Linked DNA regions of Homo sapiens: region 1 is linked to region 2. The links are chromatin contacts, found by Hi-C or POLR2A ChIA-PET in ENCODE. All regions are on one chromosome and are shown on one strand. The core of a region is the stretch at or near the end of the contact, and the rest is flanking DNA. Distances in the headings are between cores, read along the strand shown. Region 1 holds the start of POLR2A (RNA polymerase II subunit A). Region 2 overlaps DLG4 (discs large MAGUK scaffold protein 4).

The links. Hi-C counts contacts between places; a loop is a spot of excess contacts on that map. ChIA-PET counts read pairs that join two places held with the same protein, here RNA polymerase II (POLR2A). Pooled maps may share reads with other maps.
Region 1: a loop to region 2 is called in a pooled map, with 3 times the contacts of the local background. The contact joins the promoter of POLR2A here to the enhancer-like site in region 2. A Hi-C loop is called at or near these places in 3 of 168 maps with a recorded cell type or tissue (B cell and CD8-positive, alpha-beta T cell), 1 of 37 single-sample maps with no recorded cell type and 9 of 50 pooled maps. POLR2A ChIA-PET finds 5 or more read pairs at or near these places in 1 of 52 experiments (MCF 10A).

What each region holds. Positions count from the first base shown.
Region 1 is chr17:7,482,767-7,489,162 of GRCh38, reverse strand. It overlaps POLR2A (RNA polymerase II subunit A), which reads right to left and starts at 4,797. Exons shown (of 30, transcript NM_000937.5): 1 at 4,306-4,797. The coding sequence starts at 4,398. SLC35G6 (solute carrier family 35 member G6) reads right to left here. Exons shown (of 2, transcript NM_001102614.2): 2 at 5,667-6,396. The coding sequence ends at 6,162. It also overlaps a transcript of ZBTB4 not described here. RefSeq lists a silencer at 4,159-4,478 and enhancers at 3,597-4,590, 5,289-5,358, 5,449-5,498, 4,591-5,585, 5,589-5,858.
Region 2 is chr17:7,185,959-7,193,006 of GRCh38, reverse strand. It overlaps DLG4 (discs large MAGUK scaffold protein 4), which reads left to right. Exons shown (of 20, transcript NM_001321075.3): 17 at 1-62; 18 at 1,005-1,114; 19 at 1,649-1,740; 20 at 2,193-5,820. The coding sequence ends at 2,299. Among named protein-coding and RNA genes, the nearest start is that of ASGR1, 10 kb to the right of the region's middle. RefSeq lists a silencer at 6,186-6,355. Within about 2 kb of position 1,351, at least 2 of the 41 ENCODE cell types and tissues checked have a DNase peak (open chromatin) inside an H3K27ac peak, as active enhancers do.

The DNA of each region.
Region 1 (6,396 bases), core at 3,548-6,047, 290 kb before region 2:
TTGTTTATTCAACTAATTTTTATTACATGTCTATCATGTGCCAGGCACTACCTGAGATACTAAGGGAACATGAATAACACAGACAAAGTCCCTCATGAAATTCATTCTCTAGCAAGGAAGCAAGAAACAGAAAAACTAATCCTTTCTGGAGTGACAGGCTGTGAAGGAAAATATAGCAGAGAATGATCAGAGAAAACAAGGGAAGGGCGGGGGATGCTATTTAAACAGAGTGGTCAGGGAAGCGCTCCTAAAGATATGACATCGGCCAGGCGCAGTGGCTCATGCCTGGAATCCCAGCACTTTGGGAGGCAGAGGAGGGGGATCGCTTGAGCCCAGTTCACCAGCCTAGGTAACATAGTGAGAACCCATCTCTACAACAAATTTAAAAATTAGGCATGGTGGTATGAGCCTGTTGTCCCAGCTACTGAGGTGGGGGTTGGGGGTCTGTCTGAGGTGGGAGCATTTTTTTTTTTTTTTTGAGACGGAGTCTCGCTCTGTTGCCCAGGCTGGAATGCAGGAGCGCAATCTCGGCTCACTGCAAGCTCCACCTCCCGGGTTCACGCCATTCTCCGGCCTCAGCCTCCCAGGTAGCTGGGACTACAGGCACCTGCCACCACGCCCTGCTAATTTTTTGTATTTTTAGGGGAGACGGGGTTTCACCGTGTTAGCCAGGACGGTCTCGATCTCCTGACCTCGTGATCCGCCCGCCTCAGCCTCCCAAAGTGCTGGGACTACAGGTGTGAGCCACCGCGCCTGGCCTTTTTTTTTTTTTTTTTGAGACAGTCTCACTCCGTCACGCAGGCTGGAGTGCAATGGCACAGTATCAGCTCAATGCAACCTCGACCTCCCAGGTTAAACTGATTCTCCTACCTCAGCTTCCCTAGTAGCTGGGACTACAGAGGCGTGCCACCACACCTAGCTAATTTTTGTATTTTTAGTAAAGACAGAGTTTCACTATTTTGGCCAGGCTGGTCTCAAACTCCTGACCTCGTTATCTGCCCACCTTGGCCTCCCAAAGTGCTGGGATTACAGACGTGATTGAGCCTGGCCAGGGAGCATCTTTTGAGCCCAAGAGGCTGCAGTGAGCTGGGATCGAGCCACTGCACTCCAGCCTGGGGGACAGAGGGATACCCCGTGTCCAAAAAAAAAAAAAGATATGCCATTTCAACACAGAACATACAGACATAAAGGAACAGGCATGCAGAGCAGAGGTCTGAGCAACGTTGTTCCAAGCAGGAGGAATAGTGAATAATAAAGTCCTTGAGGTGGGAATAAGCTTGCAGTGTTAGAGGAGCAAGCAGTCAGCGTGGTTCAAGAAAAGCAAAGAGGAGACTAGTAATGAGATGGAGAAGCAAGCAGGAGCCAGATAAAACAGCACTTTATAGGTCAGAGTAAGGAGTCCTGAAACCTCTGGAAAGGATTCTATGAAGGGAAGGGATGAAGAGATCTCTCTAGCCTGTTCTAGCTGTTCTTACAAACTGTAGGAAGACCAATTAGGGCTCTATAGCACCCCACAGGAAAGATGACAGTAGGGTGGGATATGGTGGGACATGGTGGTGGAGATGGTCATAAATGGCTGGATTCCAGGCATATTTTGAAAGGTAGGACTGACACTCTGGCAGATGGACTAAGTGGAGATTGTGAGAAAGAGAATCAAAGATGGCTTTTAGATTTTTGGCCTGAGCAAATGGATGAATGGAGAAACTATTTAATGAACCATGCAAGACTGGGAAAGGGGCATCATTGAGGGGATAATTAAGCTTTTTTAACCTAAGGATGAATTTTTATAAGTGGTAATGCTTGATCAAATGATTTACATATTAAAAGGTTGATAAAATTGTTAGACCAGAGGCCGGGCATGGTGGCTCATGCCTGTAATCCCAGCACTTTGGGAGGCCAAGGCGGGCGGGTCCTCTGAGGTCAGGAGTTCAAGACCAGCCTGGGCAACACGGCAAAACCCCATCTCTACTAAAATACAAAAATAGCCAGGCATCGTGGCACACGCCTGTAATCCCAGCTACTTGGGAGGCTAAGGCAGGAGAATCGCTTGAACCCGAGAGGTGGAGGTTGCAGTGTGCCAAGATCGTGCCACTGCACTCCAGTCTGGGCAACAAGAGTGAGATTCCATCTCGAAAAAAAAAAAATTGTCAGACCATCCTCCAAAAAGGTTATACCAATCTATCTTTCTACCAACAATGTATAAGCACGTCTATTTCCCAGTATTTTTGCCAGCAGGGAAAAAAAATCAGATGAGAAAAAATTTTATTTTAATCTGGATTTTTTTTATTAGAAAGTCTACTCTTTGTTGGCCATTTGCACTATTTCTGTGAACTGCCTATTCATCTCCTTTACCCATTTTTCTAGTAGATAGGTACTTTCCTTACTGATTTGTGTTCCTTGTACATCAATAAATTTAACCTTGTCTGCGTAATTGCAAATACTGTTTCCTGATCTGTTTTTCAGCTTTGCCACAGTGCCTCTATAAACAGAAGTGGCTCTTATTTTTATGTAGTGAAATCTGCCTTGGTCTTCCTTATATATAACGTTTAGCTCATTTTAGGCACTCCATAAAATTTGCCTATAATTAATTCACTACTATTAAGGACTTCTGTCTCTGGTATCAGCCCTGCAAAAGCCTTCTATTTTTTTTCTAGTGCTTTATGGGTTTTTTTAGGTTTAAGTCTTAACTTCATCTGGAACTGATTCTGTGGTATGGTGTGAGGTCAGGACGTTCTGACTCCTGACATAGCTGAACTTTCTCCCAGCAAAAATGGTCTCTATCCACAAACAGCCACTTAACTCCATTCTTTCCAGCCAGTGGGCTCCTCTACTTAGCGCCACAAGGGAAAAAGTCCAAGTCACCAATAGCTCTCCCCTAGGGCTGCCCTCCTCTCTCTGGTCTCTCCTCCTCTCGCATCAGTTCTTCATAGAGCAACTACAGCAGTAGTTTTTTCAAATGTGCTGTCACTCTGTTTATAATTGTCAACGACTACCTACTGAAAATGGAATTAAGTCCTGACTCCTTACCATAATATACAATATCCCATGCTTCTCCAGCCTATTTCTGTAACACTCTTCTCTCATCCACTAAACCTCAGCCACACCGGCCGCCTTTCACCCTGTAGGACAAGCCCAAGTTCATTTCTCCCTCAGGCCCTTTGCACTTGCTATTTCCTCTGCCGGAAAAGCTCTCGCCATCCAAACTATGGCTTCGACGACTGGCTGCCTCTCATCATTTGGGTAATGTCTTCTAAGATAGGCCTTCCCAGACCCTGACGCCATCCCATCTAAAGTAGCCCCACCTCGACGGGCGCGGTAGCTCACGCCTGTAATCCCAGCACTTTGAGAGGCCGAGGCGGGTGGATCACCTGAAGTCAGGAGTTCAGCCATTGCACTCTGGCCTGGGGAATAAGAGCGAAACTCCGTCTCAAAAAAAAAAAAAAAAAAAAAAAGACGGGGGAGAATCACCTCAGGGCAGGCGTTCGAGACCAGCCTGGCCAACATGGCAAAACCCCTCCTCTACTAAAAATACAAAAATTAGCGGGGCATGGTGGCGCATGCCTGTAATCCCAGCTACTCAGGAGGCTAAGGCAGGAGAATCGCTTGAACCCGGGAGGCGGAGATTGCAGTGAGCCGAGATCGTGCCATTGCACTCCAGCCTGGGCGACAGAGCAAGACTCCGTCTCAAAAAATAAAATAAAATAAAAATAAAAAAATAAAGTAGCCCCAGCTCAGTGACTCTCCATGGGATTACCCCTTTTCACTCTATTCGAGACAAATGCCATTAACTGAATTATCTCATTCATTCATTGTATTCATGTTTACTGCTTGCCCTTTCCCACAGACAGTGCTCTTGAAGGTAGGGTCCTGGTCTGTCGTGTTCACCTCTGTAACCCGAGTCTCCTGTGTCTTCAACAGAGCAGGTGCTCAGTTAACATTTGTATTACAGAAGAGGAGGAAGCTACCCGGGTTTGGCTTCTTAACCAAACTTGTAAAGACTCCCTAGGATTCGTCGGATCGCCTTTAACGTCGGTAACTCTGGAGTGTGAAATCAGTCATCCTTCTCTCCCTCCTTCTCACCCTCCAGCCAGCCCCCCATCTCGGACAAAGCGCTACGCCTGCTCAACTCTTTGCAAAATATAACTCTGGGAGGCCCGAGACTGGCGCCTACACGGCCTTGGCGCTGCTGAGCCATGCTCCTGGCCCGTCACCCATAAGCAGCGAGAAAGCGCCAAGTTTCCGCAGCCCCCGTCCGGCCCCGCCCGCCAGGGGAGGAGGGGGGAAGGGGAGGACAGAGCCGCTTACCAGTTCATCCGGACTCAGGACTCCGAACTGGACTCTCTTGATGGTGCGCAGCGGGCATGCGCTGTCCCCCGAGGGGGGGCCACCCCCGTGCATGGCGGAGGCAGGCGCGCTGCGCAGGCGCAAACCTCACTACAAAAAGCCTGCGCCGCCTCCGCCTAGGTGCTCAGACCTCGTCAGGGCGGCCACCGGGAAGGACCTCCCCGAGTTGGGAGGAAAAAGCCGGAGGAGGGGAAGGTGGGGGAGGGAAGGAGGCGGGGAAATAAGGAGCGAAAGGAGCCCTTCTTTCCCTTACCGGAAATTTTTCAGCTCCCAAAAAGGAAAAAAAAAGAAGGGAAAAGGAAAAGGTTTTTGGGGGAGGAAGAAGAAAAAGGGTAACGAATAAATAAGTAACCGGGTTCCTGAACGGCAGAGGTTACGGCAGTTTGTCTCTCCCCCTTCCGGGAGCCGCCTTCTTCTCCAACCGTCCCGGCCGCGCTCTCGGCGCTTCTGAGCAGCGAACTCGCTGAACGACGCTTCTTATAGATTCGCCCTCGCGTCCCCGCCCCTTCCTTTCCCGCCCTCCCTTGCGCTACGGGGCCGCCTGCGCAGGCCCGCAAGGGGTGCGAGCCAGAGTCGTGGGTAAACCCCCCGCTCGCTGGTTGGGCGACCTTTTGAAGTGACAGGGAGAGAAGAATTTTTTTCTTTAATCCCACCGCCTCTCCTCGCTGCTCCCTTTTGCACTGAGGCTTAAGGTTTGAAGACTCGAGGGTAAAATTGGGCCGCTTTCATTCTAGTTTGGACAACGGTTTCATCTTCAGCAAAAGCCTCTCATTCGTAGCCCCCCCCAGCTGGAAAATGGTCTGCTCTGCGAATCGGTAATGGCGGCGGGGCGGGGCGGGTCCTCCCGGGGAAGGGCGGTTGCTCATGAATATGCAGTTCTCTTGCTGAATATGCATGAACAAACCAAGATGGCAGGACCAGTGGCTTGTCCGGAAGTAGCCGATGTTTGTCAAACGGCCCCCGGAGACGGGTGGGCATCTCCTGGCCTGTAATGCCGCGCTGTACCGAGCCATGATCCTAGATCCATGGCCTGAGCCTCTCGAAGAGACTTCAGCTGGGAGGCCTGCTCTGGAAGGAGGGTGGCCACTGTCCGGGAGAGATCACGGGACCGCGACAATCCGAGAAAAGCAGATTAGCCATGGGGCGGGCCACGAAAGTCCTGGGGGATTTGGGGTCAAGGCATCTGAACATTAGGAAATCCTCCACTTTGTAGAATATTTCAGGAATAAAATGGGGGGCGGGGATCCCAAGGGGTTCTCCAATGAGAACGGTCGTAGGACTTTCCACTCTCCCTCCAAAGCAGAGACGACACCACTGCAAGCCACATTCAGAGTAATCCTTGTTTGATGTCAATGTCACGTCACCACCCCAAGGGGGGGGCACAAGCACGAGGAAAGGAAACCTTTGCCGTGAGGGGAGGGGTGGGGAGGCACGCTCCCCTCCCCCACCGCAGCTGCTGGCTCTGTCTTTGCCGGAACACTCCAGCCCCAATGCTCTTCTCTTTGCTGCTGAGTGAAGTCCTCCCCGTGGCCCACGGCCTCCCTGCCTCAGCCGTTTGGATCTGCTCCTCAGACTTTACCCCTTAGTTATGCCCTGATTCCAGGACCCAGCCTGGTCTCCACATCCCTTGGTCCCAGGCTGGCCCCAGGTCTTCCAGGTAGTCCCTCTCCACCAAGTCCCCAAGTCACCCTTGACTCTGAGAGGTATCCCTCTCCCACACCAGTTCTTTTCCAGTCACTTCTCCTCCCATGTTTGTCTTCAGTCTTTGCCTCTATTTATCCCTGTCCCTCCCAACCCCCGGGCTCCCAAGTTCTATCTCACTCCTCCACCTTCCCTTCCCTCTCACAGCTGAGGTTCCAGGCTGTGATGATGGCAATGCTGCCCAGCACAACCCCTGCCCCCACGATGTCAGAAGGTGCCACAGTCTCATGGAGCATATAATACTGCAGTATAAGGGCCACCACCACCTCGGAATGCAGGACAGCGCACACCAGGGCAGGGTGGGCCTTGGTGACCGCATAGCTCACACATGTGAAGGAGACCAAGGCGAGG
Region 2 (7,048 bases), core at 102-2,601:
GCCAGTACAACAGCCACCTCTATGGGACCAGCGTCCAGTCCGTGCGAGAGGTGGCAGAGCAGGTAGGACCTGGCGGGCACCCGGTCCTCTTCCTTCTCCCCTCTCCCCACCCCACTGCCTCCCTCCAGCTTTCTCTAACTCTCTCTCTCTCTGTCTCTTTCCCTGCTGGGTCTCCACTCCGCTCCTCCACCTCCTTCTCCTCTTGGGCAACTCTGTCTGACTGCCTGCTCTCTGCCCCTGCTCTCTCTCCCACCTCCCTCACTTCCTGACCCCAAATTCCCCACCACCATCTGGCCTCTTTCTCTCCCCACTCCCTTCTCCTTGCCCCATTTCTCCTCTCTTCCCATGGCCTTGTCTTTGGTGGCTTGGCCTTCCCCACTGGGTCCCTCCCTTTTTCCTGACTCCCCGCTGGCCCTCTCCCCTGCCTCACCCTTTTCTGGGGCCCGGCTCCCCTCTCCCACTCCTCTGCTAACTCCTTTCCTTTCCCCGCTGCTCCTCACCCTGCCCTCCCTCCCTCCCTCCACGGTTCCTTTCTCCATCTGCCTCACTCCCTCCCATCTGTCTCCTTGTTCCTTCCATCTGTCTGTCCTCTGTCCGTCCTCCCCTCCCTCCTCCCTCTATCCTACTTCCTTTCTCCTTTTTCTTGGCTTTCCTTCCCGCCTGTGTCACCTCTGCCTTGCACACCCCGCCCCACTCGCTGCTGCCCCGGCTCTGCCACCATCTCTTGGGTCCCTGCCTGCCTGGTGCTCCTCCCTTCCTCCATTCTGTCCTGTCCCTGCCCTCTCCCGTGCTCTCCATCTTCCCTTTCCTTTCCCTCTGTCTTTTACTCTGTCCATACCCGCTTCCTGCCTGACTCTCTGCCCCCGTGTTTCTTGACATCCATGTCACTCCCCTTCGGCCAACTTCCCATTCCCCACCTCTCCCCGTCCGTGTCCCTCCGGCACTGCTCTCTGTCCTTTCTCGCCACCCGCTGGCCCCCCTCCGCCCACCCTGCCTGCCCCCAGGGGAAGCACTGCATCCTCGATGTCTCGGCCAATGCCGTGCGGCGGCTGCAGGCGGCCCACCTGCACCCCATCGCCATCTTCATCCGCCCCCGCTCCCTGGAGAATGTGCTGTGAGTATGGTCCTGGGGGCCTCCCCTTTGCTCCCCCAACACCTGTGGCCCTGGGCCTCACAAGGCGTCTGCGTTCAACTCTCCCTTCAGAACCCTGGACAGCGGTTTCAGCAGCCCCTGAGGGGGATCCCTGGAACCCAGAGGATGTGGGGGAATCGGGTCTTTCCCCTCCTCTCCTGCCTTGGCTAGACAGGACTACATTTCCCAGCAGCCCCTGGGGCATACCAGCTGGGGCGAGTCAGGGCCTCTAGGGCTGTTGGGAATTGGAGTCCGAATCCCATCTCTGGGGCTGAAGGCTGGAAGGATGAAGCTCCGTAGATGTCCCTGGAGTAGCCACACCTGGCTGGGGCGGTTGCGGGTGGCAGGGGGGTGGGGGGTGGTTCTCATCTGTGGCCCCAGAGGATATTGGGAATTGTATTTTTTTTTTTGCTATGTGCTCCAAATAGAAGAATACTTAACATTCCTGGATAGAGGAGATAAAAGGCAGGGTCAGGTGGGTCCAGTCTCAGGCCTGCTCTCCCTCCCTCTTCACAGAGAGATTAACAAGCGGATCACAGAGGAGCAAGCCCGCAAAGCCTTCGACAGAGCCACCAAGCTGGAGCAGGAGTTCACAGAGTGCTTCTCAGGTGAGGCCACAGCAAGGCTGTTGCCAGCATGTAGGGTGCCCTTGCTCGGATTAGAAAGAGCTCCCCCGCCACCCCCAGTGGATGGCTTAGAAAGAGGTGCCCCTGTGGGCGCGGCATGGTGGCTCACGCCTGTAATCCCAGCACTGGCGGGCACCTGTAATCCCAGCTACTCGGTAGGCCGAGGCAGGAGAATCGCTTGAACCTGGGAGGCAGAGGTTGCAGTGAGCCGAGATCGCACCACTGCACTCCAGCCTGGCGCTAAGAGCAAAACTCAATCTCAAAAAAAAAAAAAAAAAAAAAAAAGAGGTGCCCCTGTGGGCGGGTGCAGCCCCAGGACTTATGGCTTGGAGAGTTGGAAAGAGGTGCCCCTTCCTCTGGGCTGGTGCAACCCCCTTGGCCAGGTGTCCTCTGGCCCTTCCTTGGCCTCACTCCCTGCTCCACCCCACTCCCAGCCATCGTGGAGGGTGACAGCTTTGAGGAGATCTACCACAAGGTGAAGCGTGTCATCGAGGACCTCTCAGGCCCCTACATCTGGGTTCCAGCCCGAGAGAGACTCTGATTCCTGCCCTGGCTTGGCCTGGACTCGCCCTGCCTCCATCACCTGGGCCCTTGGTCTGGACTGAATTGCCCAAGCCCTTGGCTCCCCCCGGCCTCCCTCCCACCCCTTCTTATTTATTTCCTTTCTAACTGGATCCAGCCTGTTGGAGGGGGGACACTCCTCTGCATGTATCCCCGCACCCCAGAACTGGGCTCCTGAACGCCAGGAACCTGGGGTCTGGGGGGGAGCTGGGCTCCTTGTTCCGAGCCCTTGCTCCTTAGGATCCCCGCCCCCACCTGCCCCCAATGCACACACAGACCCACCGGGGGCCACCTGCCCTCCCCCATCCTCTCCCACACACATTCCAGAAGTCAGGGCCCCCTCGAGGAGCACCCGCTGCAGGGATGCAGGGCCACAGGCCTCCGCTCTCTCCTAAGGCAGGGTCTGGGGTCACCCCTGCCCTCATCGTAATTCCCCATGTTCCTTGATTTCTCATTTATTTTTTCCACTTTTTTTCTTCTCAAAGGTGGTTTTTTGGGGGGAGAAGCAGGGGACTCCGCAGCGGGCCCCTGCCTTCCACATGCCCCCACCATTTTTCTTTGCCGGTTTGCATGAGTGGAAGGTCTAAATGTGGCTTTTTTTTTTTTTTTTCCTGGGAATTTTTTTGGGGAAAAGGGAGGGATGGGTCTAGGGAGTGGGAAATGCGGGAGGGAGGGTGGGGGGCAGGGGTCGGGGGTCGGGTGTCCGGGAGCCAGGGAAGACTGGAAATGCTGCCGCCTTCTGCAATTTATTTATTTTTTTCTTTTGAGAGAGTGAAAGGAAGAGACAGATACTTGAAACTTGGTGTGTGGCCTGGTTATTTGGGACCTGGGTGTGGAGGGAGATGGGCGCAGCAGAGTCAGATCCTTCTTCACTCCAAGCCAGAGAGGTTAGTGGCCTGGAAAATGGGCCAGGGAGGTAACTGGCAAATCAAGGAACCCGAGTTGGTGAAGACTGAGCCTGGGAAGGTCTGGAGCTCTGTCCAAAGTCATGACAGGCCAGAAAGGGGAGGCTGGAACTTGTCTGGGGCCCTGCAGACTTAGTCCAGCTCTGATCCCTGCCGGGCTGTCTCAGTCCTGTTGGGAAGCACAACAGTCCTTAAAGGAAAATAGAGAGGAAACTTCGTTCATTCATGTTCATGGAGTTGTGGACAGAGCTAGGATCTGGAAATGATTTTTTTTGTTTTTTTGTTTTTTTTTTTGAGACAGAGTCTTGCTCTGTCGCACAGGCTGGAGTGCAGTGGCTCGATCTCGGCTCACTGTGATCTCTGCCACCCTGGTTCAAGTGATTCTCCTGCCTCAGCCCCCTGAGTAGCTGGGATTACAGATTACTGCCACCATGCCTGGCTAATTTTGTATTTTTAGTAGAGATGGGGTTTCACCATGTTGGTCAGGCTGGTCTTGAACTCCTGACCTTGTTATCCACCCGCCTCAGCCTCCCAAAGTGCTGGGATTACAGGCGTGAGCCACCGCGCCTGGCCTGGAAATGATCTTTACAGAGTTCTGCTGATAAGAACTGCTGTGTGAATATACGCTAGGTTTCTTTATGCGCCCCCCCCACCCTTTTTTTTTTTTTTTTGAGACAGAGTTTCGCTCTTTCGCTCAGGCTGGAGTGCTGTGGTGCGATCTTGGCTCACTGCAACCTCTGCCTGCTGGGTTCACACGGTTCTCCTGCCTCAGCCTCTCGAATAGCTGGGATTACAGGCGCCTGCCACCACTCCTGGCTAATTTTTGTATTTTTAGTAGAGATGGGGTTTTGCTTTGTTGGCCAGGCTGGTCTCGAACTCCTGACCTCAGGTGATCCGCCCAGCTTGGCCTCCCACAGTGTTAAGATTACAGGCATGAGCCACTACGCCCAGCCTTTATGTCCTATCTCTATGGGAAAGATCTGAGGCAGCTTTGTAAATAATGAGGGTAGGAAAATAAGAATCTAAATGCCAAAGATGAAAACTGGAGAAATGTATATGAACTGTGAGGGTAAATGTGATCTCTGAGCTTCCTGATAGCCATGGCAAAAAAGGAAATTGTCAATTACCTACTTCTTTATTATAAGGGAGAAATAATTTTAGTTCTTTTAGGGAGTCATATTTTCCTGGCCCTAAGTCCTAACTGAAGCTCCTGAGATCCTGCTATGTAGAATGGTGACTCTCAGCCTTCTGCCTTCTTCATGTGTTTGGCACAGATGAACCTTTGGGGGCACCTGCTGGGGTACTATTCCTTTCTCTGATTCTCAGGTGCTCCAGTGGGTAAGGCTGAGGCAGAGGGCCCTAAGAGTTATGGTGGTTAAATCCCAAACAGTGCAAAAGGGCATTTTTTGTAGCCACTCCTGACTAAAGTTGAGAGTTTCATGCAAAAGACCAACCCAGGGGTAGTGATTCTGTGGATGGCATGGCCGTCCAAGCCTAAAGTAGTCCAAGAATAGAGGCAGAGATTGCTGAAGGGGTGTCACTTCAACCAGTAGCCACGTATTGCCCTGCAGGATTTTCTATGCAGGACCGAGTCCATCAGGATCCTGGGGATAGGGACCAGGGGTCTGCATTTCTGGAAAGCTCCCGGGTGATTTTGATGTCTCACTGGGTGGAGAAGCACTGCTTCAGAGGATTTTTTTTTTTTTTTTTTTGAGGTCGAGTTTCACTTTTGTTGCCCAAGCTGGAGTGCAATGGCGCGATCTCGGCTCACTGCAACCTCCAACTCCAGGGTTCAAGTGATTCTCCTGCCTCAGCTTCCCAAGTAGCTGGGATTACAGATGCGTGCCATAACACACAGCTATTTTTTAATATTTTTAGTAGAAACGGGGTTTCACCATGTTAGCCAAGCTGGTCTCAAACTCTTGACCTCAGGTGATCTGCCCGCCTTGGCCTCCCAAAGTGCTGGGATTACAGGCGTGAGCCACTGCACCTGGCCCTGATGTTTTTCAAATAATCCTTCTCTTAGCTTGGTTCTGTGTAATAGCAGATGGCTTGAGGCTGTGATAACGTTCTCTATCGTGAGCTGAAGGGAGAAATCTAGGAGCTGAGGAAGGTGTGTGCAGGTAATGCGTCTGCGTGTTAAACTAGAAGGGGCAGAATCACATATTTGACCTGGATGGGGTAGAATCACATAATTTTGCATGTATTATTATTATTATTATTATTATTATTATTGGAGACAGAGTTTCGCTCTTGTTGCCCAGGCTGGAGTGCAGTGGTGCGATCTCTGCTCACTGCAACCTCTGCCTTCCGGATTCAAGCTATTCTCCTGCCTCAGCCTCCCGAGTAGCTGGGATTACAGGTGCATGCCACCACGCCCAGCTAATTTTTTGTATTTAGTAGAGATGGGGATTTCACCATATTGATCAGGCTGGTCTCGAACTCCTGACCTCGGGTGATCCACCCCCCCCCCCCTCGGCCTCCCAAAGTGCTAGGATTACAGGCATGAGCCACCGCGCCTGGCCTGCATGCATTATTTTGTAAATTATAATCAGTACACGTACCTGACAACAATTCAAATAAATATAGAAATACATACTGTTTTTAAAAAGTTTCCTTCCTGTTTCCCTCCAGGCATTATTCCTCAGGGGAAGCACGGTTGCCGCTGGGGCTGTATTCTTCCAAGGCCATGGCCTGGCCGCTTGAGAAGGCAATGTAATTAATGCATTGGAGCCCTGGGCTCCCAAACAACATAGGTTCAAATCCTGGTTCCTCTTCTCCCCACACTTTTTACTTCTTTCAGTAAATACTTCCTTGGATGTTCCTTGGAACCAGGCAGTGTTCTAGATGCTGGGAAGGCAACATCCCTGTCCTTAGGGAACTTTGGGTGCATCCAGTGGAGATGACAGACTATAGGGAGTAAGTGAACACAGAGTGTTTAGACAATGATGGGTGCTACTATGAAAGAGAGTGATGGCCCTTGCTGGTTTAGACCGGGCGGTCAGGGAGGCCCCTTGCAGCATCATTTGGGTGGAGGCCTGAAGGACAACAAAGACTGGGGTGGTGAGAGTGTGCCAAGTAGGGAGACGAACAGTCTGGAAGGAATAAATTTGAAAGGTTGGAGGACAGAAGGAGGCCACTGGAGTGGAGTAGGGTGGGGGACAGAGAGAAATAGGTGTGTCAGAGAAGTCAGAGAGGCGTGGCACACAGGACTTCCCGTGGATTTTTCAGAGTGGTGTAGAAGCTGCTGGAGGGCTGTGGAGGGAACCGTGAGCCAGTTACTCTGGGTGTGAAGGGGAATACACAGCAGGGGGCAATGGAGAGCCAGCTAGGCTGTTGCTGGCGTTAGGATGAGGGACGATGGTGGAGTCACTGTCACTCTGGGGAGAGCTTAACCTCTCTAAGCCTCAGTATACCTAGCTGTAAAATGGAAATAACTACCTACCTTGGTGGATACTTGGGAGGAATAAACTGGAAAGTACACGTAAAGCCCTCAGCACAGTGCCTGACGCATGGTAGAAAATGGTAGCAATTATTGTCATTGGCCTCTTGGTCTATTTTCAGATATGCATAAGCCCAAAAGTTAAAGCCTGGAATCATTTGGAGTTTTAACAAGTTTTACCCTCAAAAAGTAGGAAAGAGGCAGGCCTGGCATGGTGGCTCACGCCTGTAATCCCAGCACTTTGGGAGGCTGAGGTGGGCAGATCACGAGGTCAGGAGTTCAAGACCAGCCTGGCCAACATGGTGAAACCCTGTCTCTACTAAAAAAACAAACAAACAAAAAAAGCTGGGGGTGGTGGCGGGCGCCTGTAATCCCAGCTACT